Linked DNA regions of Homo sapiens: regions 1 and 2 are each linked to region 3. A link is a contact called in ENCODE Hi-C or POLR2A ChIA-PET data. All regions are on one chromosome and are shown on one strand. The core of a region is the stretch at or near the end of the contact, and the rest is flanking DNA. Distances in the headings are between cores, read along the strand shown.

Evidence for each region. A loop is a pair of places that touch in the nucleus more often than their neighbours do. ChIA-PET counts read pairs that join two places held with the same protein, here RNA polymerase II (POLR2A). Pooled maps may share reads with other maps.
Region 1: a pooled map shows a loop between it and region 3 (2.6-fold over the local background). The contact joins two enhancer-like sites. A Hi-C loop is called at or near these places in 1 of 168 maps with a recorded cell type or tissue (Caco-2), 1 of 37 single-sample maps with no recorded cell type and 3 of 50 pooled maps. POLR2A ChIA-PET finds 5 or more read pairs at or near these places in 2 of 52 experiments (B cell and PC-9).
Region 2: a loop to region 3 is called in a pooled map, with 2.0 times the contacts of the local background. The contact joins two enhancer-like sites. A Hi-C loop is called at or near these places in 2 of 50 pooled maps. POLR2A ChIA-PET finds 5 or more read pairs at or near these places in 2 of 52 experiments (GM12878 and HepG2).

Annotation. Positions count from the first base shown.
Region 1 is chr2:43,424,799-43,429,036 of GRCh38, forward strand. THADA (THADA armadillo repeat containing) reads right to left here. Exons shown (of 38, transcript NM_022065.5): 28 at 3,302-3,433. Among named protein-coding and RNA genes, the nearest start is that of THADA, 170 kb to the right of the region's middle. RefSeq lists enhancers at 1,180-1,259, 1,298-2,497, 1,652-1,741, 1,762-1,821. Within about 2 kb of position 1,838, at least 24 of the 41 ENCODE cell types and tissues checked have a DNase peak (open chromatin) inside an H3K27ac peak, as active enhancers do; they include PC-9, where a contact is called at or near this core.
Region 2 is chr2:43,292,701-43,297,066 of GRCh38, forward strand. It overlaps THADA (THADA armadillo repeat containing), which reads right to left. Exons shown (of 38, transcript NM_022065.5): 32 at 134-513. Among named protein-coding and RNA genes, the nearest start is that of LINC01126, 68 kb to the left of the region's middle. RefSeq lists an enhancer at 134-1,333 and a silencer at 610-904. Within about 2 kb of position 1,296, at least 14 of the 41 ENCODE cell types and tissues checked have a DNase peak (open chromatin) inside an H3K27ac peak, as active enhancers do.
Region 3 is chr2:42,959,349-42,963,949 of GRCh38, forward strand. All of the region lies in intron 2 of LOC112268413 (a long non-coding RNA gene), which reads left to right. Among named protein-coding and RNA genes, the nearest start is that of LINC01819, 78 kb to the right of the region's middle. Within about 2 kb of position 2,139, at least 19 of the 41 ENCODE cell types and tissues checked have a DNase peak (open chromatin) inside an H3K27ac peak, as active enhancers do; they include PC-9, where a contact is called at or near this core.

The DNA.
Region 1 (4,238 bases), core at 588-3,087, 470 kb after region 3:
GGCTTCTACTGTATCTGGCCACAAACCAGTCCTATAACCCCAGGCGATTGTCACCATGTGCCACACATGGTTAACCAATCCAATCAGTCACTTTTCCTACAGGAAAAGCAAAATAAGGAACAGATCCCACCATTGGTAGAGACATTACGTCTATATCCAGAAGACAGCCTGTACTCAGATACAGCAGCTGTGGATATAGGCTCCTCATCTCTCTCAGTTGCATACATTTCAGACCCTATAGGTCCATTCCGTGTAGCTAAGTTACTGGCTACTCAAAAGGCAACCAAAAAACAAGGTTATTTTGGTATAACAGAAAGAGTACATCTAACACCCTTGACAAGCCCTGCACTCTTGGGTTCAAATTCTAGCTCTGTAACTGCCTTGCTCTCTGAACCTCAATTTCCTCAACGGGCAAATGAGGGTGATAACACCTCTTCTCAGAGTCACTGTAAGTAAAATGACCAGTTCAATACTTGGCAGAAAGACGGGGCTCAACAAAGGTTGGTCTACTTCCTACTGACTTCTCTGCTCAGAACACTTTCTTTCTTGTTTTCTGCATTCCTGGGTCAAAATCTACTTCTTAATAAATTCCTTAAACTGCCTAACCAATTTTAATAAGCTACTACTGTCTAGCTTGTTAAAATTGTATGTGTGTGTGTGTGTGTGTGTGTGTGTGTGTGTGTGTGTGTGATGGTATTAAATTTAATATCCCAAGTTTAATTTTGCTACTCAAAATGTGATCTACAGACCAGCAGCAGTGGCATTATCTGGAAGACCATTTGGAAGTCGGACTCTCAGGCCTCACCTCAGATTTACTGAAATCAGAATTTATATGATAGCCAAGTGATATGTTTACATCTTAAAGTTTTAGAAACACTGTTCTATAACACACATGGACAGTCAATAAGTCAGAGCCTAGGCTCTGTACTTAAGGAATCAAGGGTGGTGCTTCTGCTTACAGGACATTTTGCTTACAGTGACTCTCAGAAGATGTGTTATCACCCTCATTTGCAAGTTGAGGAAATTGAGGTTCAGAGAGCAAGCAAGGCAGTTACAGAGCTACAATTTGAACCCAAGAGTGCAGGGCTTGTCAAGAGTGATAGATGTGCTCTTTCTGTTACACCAAAATAACCTTGTATTTTGGTTGGTGGCACTTCTGCTGTTGGTGATGTTCTATGAATCTACTTCATAAAGCACCTTACTTACTGGAAGAAAGCAACTACAACCGCAGCATTTTCTTTCACTGGAAGAACAGACTGATTGCAAACTTCTTACTTTGTATTTTTAGAGGTTAACAAATGATGCCCTAAGTACACTGGCTTCAAAGCAATATTTAAATTTTCTATATTAATGCAATCTTTGTTTTATATAATGGATACTTTGAATATAATGAGTAGTATCAGCATTCTGATTATATGTAAACTAAGCAACATTTTGGAAAGGTACTTTCAGGTACCACTGAAAGGTACTTTCAATGTAGTAATTTATTATTTCTAGGATGCAATGAACAACAGACTGAGTAGTAAAAAGCTTCCACAAATTCAATGTTCTTAAGACAGAGCACAGGTTCTAAAGCAAATCTCTGTTTCTAATGTAAACTGCAATTCTGTGCACATGCCTTTCCTCCTTGCATCAACTTTCTGAAAACATTTCTTAGTTCTTTCCACTTATTCATGAAAGAACAATTTTTAAGGCCCCTGAAAGTAAAATTTACCACCCAAATTCCTAAAATGAATCACCAAATGCCAGATGAAGGAGACTGGTAACTTTGTATATCAGGAAACAAAAACCAGTCTGCCTGAGTCATCTCTGTGATCAAAGATAACACAGCCACAGCCAAGGCTTGGCGCAAACAAATAGCTCTGCAAGCGCATGCCAGAACCTCATGTTTAATGGTTTTCTCACATTAAAATGCATAAGTCAGCTCTGTGAAACAAGGAAGTGAAACCTAGGACACTACATACATAAGAAATACTCTCTTGAGTTTGGTTTCTTACCCTTCTGCTCCAAATCCACTTCAATTTTTGGTAGAAACACAAAAATGAAGGTACTGTTTTGTCAAGAGCTAAGCAGAAAGGTAATAGCTAACTAATATGATAGGCTTCTGAAAGGTTTCATGAGAAAATTTTAATACTTCTTGGAGGCCTACATATTTAGGCCTTTGATCCAAAATGAACAAAGTAATCAGAAGACGGCAAATGCCTGAAAAGATGTAACACAAGAAGTGGTAATAGGCTCTAAAAGAAGAGAACCCTGTTATATTATTTCATGAATACTCTATATTCATGGCTTTTTTCAGGTACTACAAACGTAAAAGAGAAGACGAGTGGGAATTCATGCCACATGGCATTACCATTTACATGCCACCCATTGCACCGGCTCGCAGACTCTTCCAGAGTGAAGAGGCAGATGTCCTGACATCCTCTCGAACCCGTGGACAGAAGATACATACCAGAACCAAGCCTGCTCCGTGCTAGCCAGGCTCAACACAGGAATAACGCAAACATGGGGCTATGTCTTTCAAAAGGAGTATCTCCTATCAACACCATCCACCTGCCTTGGAGCAGACAGGGCTCAAAGAAAACATTACTTACACAGGTTCTAATGAGATCCTGTACCCACAATATAAGCACCTTACTCTGAAACACTGGGGGCAATGGCAGGAAAACCCAGGCCTCTGCTTTCACAAGACCCCTCCCAAAGTTTGTGTGTGTGTGTGTGTGTGTGTGTGTGTGTGTATACAAGTTATATATATATACACGCACACACACAATAGTTATATACAAAAGTTTTACATATAATATATATAATAGTTATATATATAATAGTTTTTAATATATACAATAGGTTTACATATATAAAAAAATATATAATATGGCCGGGCGCGGTGGCTCATGCCTGTAATCCCAGCACTTTGGGAGAATGAGGTGGGCGGATCACAAGGTCAGGAGATCGAGACCATTCTGGCTAACACAGTGAAACCCCATCTCTACTAAAAATACAAAAAATTATCCAGGCGTGGTGGCGGGTGCCTGTAGCCCCAGCTACTCCGGAGGCTGAGGCAGAAGAATGGCGTGAACCTGGGAGGGGGAGCTTGCAGTGAGCCGAGATCGCGCCACTGCACTCCAACCCAGGCGACAGAGCGAGACTCCGTCTCAAAAAACAAACAAACAAACAAATAATATATATATATAAAATATATATGATATATATAAAATAGTTTCTGAAATAAGAAGAAGATAAAATATTCCCGTAAAACTCCCACGCCAACCTAGACAATTTCTACACAGCATGACACTACCTCATAATGAAGGGAACAAAAGGTCCCATGCTGAGAGCAGAAGAAGTACCATCCATCGGGGAAGCGTAGAGTCTCTCCAACACCAAAAGTAAGAGAAACATGCTTGGATGACGATTTGGTTCTCCCATATCACTGAAACAACAATTATTACACATGAAAGATTTCACATTTAGGTAGTGAAGCACTCCTCCTTCAAACATTTTTCTCATGAAATAATTATGTATATGGCCGGGTGCGGTGACTAATGCCTGTAATCCCAGCACTTTGGGAGGCCGAGGCGGATGGATCACGTGAGGTCAGGAGTTCAAGACCAGCCTGGCCAATACAGTAAAACCTCATCTCTACTAATACAAAAAACTAGCCGATGTGGTGGCGCATGCCTGTAATTCCAGCTACTCGGGAGGCTGAGGTGGGAGAATCACTTGAACCTAGGAGGCGGAGGTTGCAGTGAGCCAAGATCACGCCACTGCACTCCAGCCTGGGTGACACAGTGAGACTCCATTTCAAAAACAAAATTATGTATATGAAGTGAGACTCCACAATCAAGGGGATAGTTTTCCTTTTTTCTTTTTTTTTTCTACGTTCACTTCTTATCTCCCAAATGTGCATCATAAGAAAAAACTACTAGCAAAACAGGGAAATGGGCTTTCGTACAGGATCCTCTTCTCAAAGCTTATCATTTACATAATTAGAGTACGCTATTTTGATTAGAACTGTTCCTACAGTAGAGACGTGCCTGTTCCACAGTATGAAATGTGAAACTTTCAACATCCAAATGTATTTAAGAAAGCATGAATAGTCACTAAAGGCCAGAAAAGCACATTAGCATAAACTACTAATGTGAGCAAATGCATCATAACCAGAAGTAAAATTCATTACTTTTATTTTCTAATTATAAACAATTAGTGTACATTCATACCAAGTGCAAAATTATAGG
Region 2 (4,366 bases), core at 46-2,545, 330 kb after region 3:
TGGCTGCCGAATCTACTTCCTATTGCCCCTGGAGAGCCTAAACCCAATCTTGCCTTCATGATCCTACCATTCCAGTGGCTCACAAAAGAATGTGGGGAGTGTAAAGGGCCAGTCAGTACGTTGGAGACTTTACCTTGCAGAAGCATTCTGGGTGATTTTCCTTCATGGCCAACAATAAGAACTTCTCTCCCATGTTGCACAGCAAGGGTGGCACGCCCTTCTCTCCAAGTCCAGAGGCTGCTGCTAAGAACTTTTCCAAGAGGGCTTCCAGTGTTAGTGAGCGCACTTCAGGGAAGGCAGATTCTAACAGCTGAGAGAAAGAGATGGGGACATTCGTCTCCCGCTCTCCACTCTTGGCTGCCGCGGCCCACACTGCAGCAATGGCTAGTCTGGTGAGGCTCTGGAGGTACTGGGGCAGGCCTGGCACCTTGAAGGCCCAAGGGAATCCCGTTATCAGCTCTGATCCTGAGATAATCCCTCTGACTTCCTCCCAGAAGCCAAGACTCTCCAGAACTAAGAAGCAAAAAAAGCAAAAGGGAAAGAGATAATCACTTTAAATTTCCACAAAAGGACATGAAAGAATGAAGACTGAATCCACTGCGTGAGGCCATCAGATGTCTCCCATAAGCAGATTTCAAACACTGTCATAAGTGAGTGGCCCTCTAAGGTTCAGACTTCTAGTCCACAACAATTTCCATTTAGGTAATGTATAATTTTTCCAACAGGGGCACAAAGGCATTACTATTAGAAAATGCGTTCCTGGCACCCCTCCTCAACATTCAATAAATACGAACTCAGTGACCTCTTATCACCGAGCCTCAAAGCTGACCATGAGAAGAGGACATCTAGTATAAACTTCCTTCAGGGGTGAAGCTCCCCTCTGTAACACCCTTTCCCAGAAGCTCTTGGTTGAACCCTACAGTACCCTGGAGCTCATGAGACAGCTTATTCCATTGTTAGTAGATCTAATTGTCAAAAAGTTCTTTTTGTGTTTCTACTCACTGGCCTAATGCTACATTTTGAGGCTCCCAATGACAGCTCTTTAGACATTTGATTACAATTCTTGTGTCCCCTCTGTCTTCTCCAGATGAAACATTCCTACTTCCTTCCTCAAATGATGGGGTCACTGTCTCTCATTATTCTAGCTGCTTTCCTGTGGACATGCCTCACCCTCTCTTAAAGGATGGCCAATAGGCTGGATCACAAATCTCCTGCATGGTTTGACCCGCAGGACTATTACTTTCTCTGTTCTGAACTGGAGTTGCATCACACTGTTGACTCATATGGAGCACAAAGTCAACTGAAACCACAGCCCTTCTTTTTTGACGTGGTCTACTGATGGTGGTGAGTCATCTTTCTCCCACTTTGTACTCAGTACTTAAGCCAAGATGTGTTTTCTTTGTTTATTTTAAGCCCAAGTATATCCCTGTTAAATTTTATCCTCCTGTTAAGTTTTATGGTCTACCTTTCATTTGCCGAGATCTTTTCATATTCTCAGTTCTGATTAAAAAAATAAAAAAACCAAAAACTTATTGCCTGCTTACTATGTGCTAGGAGCTAAATAAGATCACTGCCCTTAAGGAGTTTATAGTCAGTCTAGTTTGAGAAAGAGAAATGCATGAACACATAATTCCAATATAGTGGTACAAATGATAACCTAGGCCTCAAAGAGGAAGACAGGTGACAATGTGTTAGCACCACCAAAGGCAGGGGAACCAGCTGAGCAAAGGCTCAACAAAGGCATGAAACAGAACGGACCATGTGGGGAACTACAGGCCATCCCATAACACTGGAGCATAAAATTTGAGGTGGGAAAGGGCAGGAGATGAGGCTAGGGAAGAAATGTGGCTAGAGTACAGAAAGCCTCCTAGACAATGTGAAGCAGCTAGTTCTGTATGCAACGGAATGCCACTGGGGGGTTATTTTAAGCAGTAAGGTCAGGGGCCCATTTTCACTGAAGTGCTCTTATCGTTGAGGAGGCAATATTAGAGGCAGGGAGACCAGTTACAACACTACTGCACCGTAGTCCAGGAGAGAAATAAATGACGAGGGCCTTAAGTTCAGAAGGAATCAGGAGAAGGTGGGTTTAAGAAACGCTGAAGGTCTGAAGCCAAGGTGATCATTTAAAAAGGCAAAAAAGAAAGAAAAAAAAACACTGAAGGGATAAAACTGGCAGGACTAGGGAATGAGGGTGCGGACTAGGGTAGGAGTCTCGGGTACCTCCCAGCACCCAGTTCTTCACACATGTTCATCATCTAATAGAAATTGGGTAAACCAGCTGGGCGTGGTGGCTCATGCCTGTAATCCCAACATTTTGGGAGCCCAAGGTGGGAGGACTGCTTGAGCCCAGGAGTTTGAGACCAGCCTGGACAACACTGTGAAAATCTATTTCTACAAAAAATAAAAAGTCAGCTGGGTGGGGGATCACTTGAGCCCAGGAGGTTGAGGATGCAGTGAGCCAGGATGCTGACACTGCATTCCAGCCTGGGCGACAAAGTGAGACCCTATCTCAAAAACGCATACAAAGTAGTTGGCAAACTTCAATTTCACAGGAATGCCTAAATGCCCAAAATCAAATAATTACTAAAAATGTGGGCAAGCTGGAGGGTGGAGGCCTTTGGTGAGCAGGCTCCCTGCTGGCCCTTGCCTCAAACGCTCTTCCAGGCTCTCACTAATTCATTAACTAGCCCTCTTCGGTTTGAGTCATCCCCCACTTATGAATCCTCTTAATTGTATCATTCTGTCCATGAAGTTTTATCTACAAGAACTTATGACAGACTTCACCAAATGCCTTGCCAAAATTTAGATATTATATTCATAGCATTCTCTGATAAATCCTGACAACTGTACCCAAGATGTTAACAAGTTTATCCTGGATTGGCTTACCAGACAGCATTTAAGTGATACGCATTTATAGCTAATAAAACACCGTTTATATTTATCATCTCATTATAACTCAGAGAACTCTGCTGACTTCTAGAAAACTAACATAAACATAATGCATATGTAAAACATTCAGGTAACAGAAAAATTTATTTGAAATTGAAAATTTGCATAGACTTGCAATAATTCGAGATTTAAAAATATAGAGTATTTATGTAACACATCAAATTGTTTCAAAGTCTGTCACAGGGGGCAAAATGGGGACTGGACTTGGGCTCCAACATGATGGGACCCCAGGGAGGCCACCATCTGGGGCTGCAGACAAACCTCTACTGTTTTTTTTTTTTTTTTTTTGAGATGGAGTCTCGCTCTGTCGCCCAGGCAGGAGTGCAGTGGTGCGATCTCGGCTCACTGCAACCTCCACCTCCAGGGTTCAAGTGATTCTCCTGCCTCAGCCTCCTGAGTAGCTGGGATTACAGGAGCATGCCACCACGCCTGGCTAATTTTTGTATATTTAGTAGAGACAGGGTTTTGCCATGCTGGACAGGCTGGTTTCGAACTCCTGACCTCGTGATCTGCTCGCCTCAGCCTCCCAAAGTGCTGGGATTACAGCGTGAGCCACCGTGCCCGGCCATACCGCTACTCTTAACTCAGACACTGCAGAATTCCCAGCTCACCAGGAGGCATCTTTTTATTTTTTTATTTTTTTGGAGACAGAATCTCCCTCGGTCACCCAGGCTGGAGTGCAGTGGCACAATATTGGCTCACTGCAACCTTCGCCTCCCCGGTACAAGTAATTCTCCTGTCTCAGCCTCCAGAGTAGCTGGAAATACAGGCACACGCCACCACACCCAGCTAATTTTTGTATTTTTAGTAGAGACAGGGTTTCACCATGTTGCCCAGGCTGGTCTCAAACTCCTGACCTCAGGTGATCTGCCCGCCTCGGCCTCCCAAAGTGCTGGGATTACAGGTGGGAGCCACTGAGCCCAGCCAGGCAGTATCTTTATAAAGCAGTGGGGGAAACCCTGGGCAGCTGGGATCTTCAACCTCTGTGTCATCTCTGTTTCAATGTCTAAAAACCGAATCTCATAACAATCTAATAATAATAAGAGCACAGTACTATCATCTCCAGGTACCATTTCCCTATCCTTCCTACCCACTGCTGCTAGAGGACAGCATTACATTCAAAAGGAATTTCATTTATTTGGCACAGTCAGAAATATGGCTCAGAAATCTGCTCTTAAAATTGTAATTAACGGCCGCCCGGGAGGCAGCGGCTGGAGGAGCGGACGGGCCCCGCGGGGCCCGAGGGCAAGGAGCAGCCGCCTGCCTTGGCCTCCCAAAGTGCCGAGATTGCAGCCTCTGCCCGGCCGCCACCCCGTCTGGGAAGTGAGGAGTGTCTCTGCCTGGCCGCCCATCGTCTGGGATGTGAGGAGCCCCTCTGCCTGGCTGCCCAGTCTGGAAAGTGAGGAGCGTCTCCGCC
Region 3 (4,601 bases), core at 889-3,388:
TGCTTGGTGTGGGCCAGCACAGAGCAACAGGGGCCCAGACACACCCAGAAAGAGCTCCCTGGAGGGCAGAAAGGCAAGCCAGGGAAGAGGTCAGCCTTGCAGAGTGTTGCTTTTTTGGCTTTTCTGAAAGTTGCGAAAATGTGGCTTTGTCTGAGCGAGTTAAAACAAAAAAATCAATGGTACCTCCCACAGATGATACTGTTGCTCAGGCTCCTGGAGCCACAGTTGGTAGACAAATAACACATAAAAATAGCCTGTGTTTCCCAATCTTATGGCCTCTGGGGGCTGCAGGGGGAGAGGCCTTGGCTGAGCAGGGTTTTCTGGCCCATTGTTTGCCTGCCCTGGGTTAGGGGTGGGCGTGGGGGCTGTTCGTGGGCACAGCAATTCCCGGTCAAAGAAGGGAGGAGGGTGAGTTCTTGGCGAGGATGAGCAAGATAACGCACACTTGAATGGGGTAGCTGTTTGATGTTTATTTTTCCTTTCCCAGGCCAAGAAATTTAGCACACTCCATTTTGAACTTCAGTTTCCACCAACTTTTTCCCCCAGCCTTTTCTTTTTTCTGAAAGTGTGCAAGGAGGACTGAGATACAAGGTCTTATTTCCATCTGGCCTCTGGCCCAGGAGCCTCGACCAAAAAGTTACTTAAGTCATATTTCCATCATTTGCAGATGGCTGTGTATTTATTTCTCACCAAAGTAAAATCCCAAATGGGCTTCAGATATTTGCACGAGTCAAAACTGCTTCCTCCTGGCAGGGCTAGGAAAGGGGCTTTGATCCTTCTGAGAAAACAGAAATGTTGGCCCTGGCCCAGAGAGGATGGTGCATTTAGGGGTTCCCATAACTACCCAAGATCCAGGCCCTGATGGGGTGAAGTGAGCTCTGGGGGCTGGAGAAGCCATATCCCTGAGATGGGCACAGGGCTTTGAGAAGCAAGCTGGAGACAGCTGAGTGATGAGGGCAGAAATCAATGCAGGTGGGGTCACCGAGCAGGTGAGTGGCCCAGAGTAACCCTCTGGAGGACCAGCCACCATCTGAACTCTGTGAGCAAGCCTGTGTGTGGAGGAAAAGCCAAACTGTGGAAAATTACTTGGGGAGAAACTGCCGCTCCCAGACACAGGGCCTGCTGTTGGGCCTGTGTTGTCGGCCCCGTCTCTTTCTTTGCGCCCTCATCCCCAGGGCGCTGAGCCTGGCACAGGGAGACAGCCGTGGCCTGAGTGCCCAGGCTGGTTCATCCCTGGGTCAGGAAGGGCAGCCCAGTTTGTGCTGTGGTAGGGCCTCTCCCTGGCACCAGGGGTGCCCTCACCTCCAGGGCAGAAATCCATTCAGGACTCACTGTCCCCCTCCCCATGTCCCACCTCCTGGCTCCTAGGAGGAGAGGGTCTGAGTGAGCATGGTGAGGGCCTCTCCGAGTAGGGGAGGACCCCTTAGGGCTGAGGAGGGCAAACTGGAGGGACCACAAAGGTGAAGAGAATGGCAGCCAGCCGAATGCCAAAAACTGGCTTTCCAATCACTTCTCTCCTCTCCCCATTCCTGTTGCGGTTTGTGGATGTCCAGTGCACATCTGCATCGCTCCCTCTGCTTCTTGGCTCTCGTTTTCCTCTGTTTTGGCTTCAGGCATCCCTTGCAACAGTGCTGATCTCTGTAAAGTGAATCCTGTGTTCCTGTTGCCATGCATTTTGAGACCTCAGATGTGTTCCCATAGCTTTGGGAAGGGGCATATGAGCCCCCAGGGGAGCTGAAGGCTGCGTAGAGGAACAGACCCTATGCATGGATGAGGCGGAATACTGCGAATATCACTGTGCCACTTCCAGAACTTTCCAGGGTTCCTCAGGGCTATCCTTCCTGAAACCCTTTTCTCAGCCCCACACAACTCCTCTTAGGCTGGGGATGTCTTGCCATCACTCTCACTACAGGGCCAGAGTGGGACCCTATGCCCCAGGGTCTGAATTTCTGGGTGGAGCCCCTGGTAAATTCAGCACTACTTTGCAGGGAGCTGGGACTCAATGTCTCTGGCCTCCTGCTTGGTTCTTCCCGGTTCGCATCTCTGGCTCTCTTTGGCTCTTTTCTCTCCAGGTCAGCCAGCAGGCCCTCCTCCCTACCCCGTCCCCTCCCTCTCTCCCCACATCTTGGCTCCACGCTCTGTTTTCCTTTAGGACTTGCTTTCAAAGAGCACCAAGTTGGCCACTAGCGTCTCTGGCCTGGCCCACCTTAAAGCCTGACCCTGACTCATGGTCCTGGTCCCGACAGGACGTGGTTCACACCGGTTTAGAAAACTCTGGACGGCAAAGTCACAAACCATCTGCACCCTCTTCTTCCGCCCCAGACGTTATTTATGTGTGTGGCTTTGTGTTCGTTGCTAAATGCGGCCTGTGTGAAGGCTGTTAATTAACCCTTTGAGAAATGCGCTTCCCATCGGGGCAGGGACAGGAACAAGGAGCATGCTTCTAATCACCGAAGATTTATCCTGCTTCAGACGAGGCGTTTAATGAAGGCAGGGGAAGGGGCTGGAGGAGATGCCCTTCGAAGCGGTTTAAAGAAAGCCCGTTTTGTGCACGCAGATTGTCAGAAGGGCAGGAAATTCTAAATCAACTGTGCTCCTGGGCCTCAGTGAGGGGACAGGGGGTGCATACAGGGAGGGGGAGGGGGCCTGTGGGGTCGGGGGAGGTCTAGGGGCACAGGCCGGCTATCAGGAAGCAGGGCCAGGCAGCTCTCCTGGGATGAGCTGTGTAGTCACTCAACTCTTTGGCCGTCTGTAAAATGGGACCGCGTCTCGCCTGCCTCCTCCCTCCAGGGCATCCATGGAGGGGACTGTAGAACAGAGTTGGAGGAGCCGCTTATAATACAAACAGTCATCAAAGAGTGACCATGCTGTGGGTGCCTTGGGAGGTGGGTGGGGGTGACAAAGTGAAAAGAGGGACTTTCTTTCCCAGTGAGGGAGGGTGAGCTCTGGGGTCAGGGTGTTCATAAGCTTTCCAGGGGGCCCTCTAGTTCCTCACCTGTAAAGTGAGAGGCATTCTGGAATCTTCACAGCTGGCTGTAGGATTATGGGTTTCCTGACACTGAAAACAACCTTTCTTCCGAAAAAGGAGAAATTCAGTTTTGGGTTTCACTCCCCCTTGGTTTCCCAGCCCAAGGCGCATCACGGTTCCCACCCTTCCCAGATGCACTGAGGGTGGTACTGGCTGGAGGGGTTGGGGGAGGAGGGCAAGCGGGAAGTCCCAGGACATCCCAGCTGGGCGTGGGGGCTGAGGGACGGAGTGGGCCACAGAAGCCCGCTGATATTTATAACTGCGACTCTTTACATTCTGTATAAAGGCATGCCTAAAAAGCACCATTGAGGGAGGGCTCAGACGCCTGCCCGCACGCAGCCAAGCTTCCTGTCAAAGCCGAATGAGCTCAGAAAACAAAAAAATGTATTCACAGCTCTGAGTCTTCCCCGCTTCCCAGGCTTATTTCGTTTGAAAATACTCAGAGTTGGAGGGAGAAAAGGTAGAGGAAACAGAGTCCAGCCTGACTCCCTAGGGACCATGTATCTGCTGCAAGGTTGTGTAATCTCTCAGAGCCACACATTTGCCGACTTGTAAGGTGGTTGTGAGGAGGAGGTGAGAAGATAGGTAGGAAGAACAAGGTCAGCAGGAGATGCACGAGCGGGCTCCCACTCCATCCCCCTCTTCCCTCCTCCCTCCCTGTCCTCCATCCCTCGCTTCCACCCCTTTCTTTCCTCTCCCCCAACCAGTCTCTCCTGAGGTCTGCCATATCACCCTCTCTGCTGCATCCCTAAGATGCCCAGATAAAACCAACCTAATATCTTTCAATGATCTGCCCCAGACAGGCCCACACAATAATGAACCCTATGATGGACAGAACCCAGATATCCCTATTTCGGCCTGCCGCATAGACAGTGGAAGTGTGCGTGTTTCAAGTTTGTACTTAGTTGGCTGTGCCTTAGCAAGCTTCCAGGGATTCCCATGCAAGCTGAAGTTTGAGGACCATTGTACTGTAACATGCAAATGCTCCTGAAGCCTTCAGGGAATTCATCCAGAGGTGAGGATTGGGGAGGGCTGATGTTTCCCATTTGGAAGTAGCTCCTGGGGAGCCCTTTGCTAGGAAGAGCACCTGCTTCTGGCCACTTCCTCCCTCTCTGAAGCTTCCCCCAGTGCCTCTTCCCAGGGACCCAGGAAGCCTGCTTTCCACTCCAGGAGTCAGGATGGAAGCTGCCTCTGGGGTGTCCACACCTGTACTGGGTGTCAGGCTCCTGGCTCCCCTCATGGCGAGTCCACCTCATCCGTGGTGAGGTGGGGAGAGGAGTGAGAGGATGTCTCCAGTGTTTCTCAATCACAGCCCCCTGCCCCAGCTCCCCACCCCAGGAGAGTAAAGCTACTAGTGTCCCTGGCACCTGGTCTTTCCTAGCCAGGGCATGCGTCTCGGTAGAACTTTCTGTATTGACGGAGATGTTCTGTATCCGTGCTATTCAATACAGTGGCCATGAGCCACCTGTCGCTACCTACTGAGTACTTGAAATGTGACTGGAGGCCAGGCTCAGTGGCTCACACGTGTAATCCCCGCACTTTGGGAGGCCAAGGGGAGTGGATCACTTGAGGT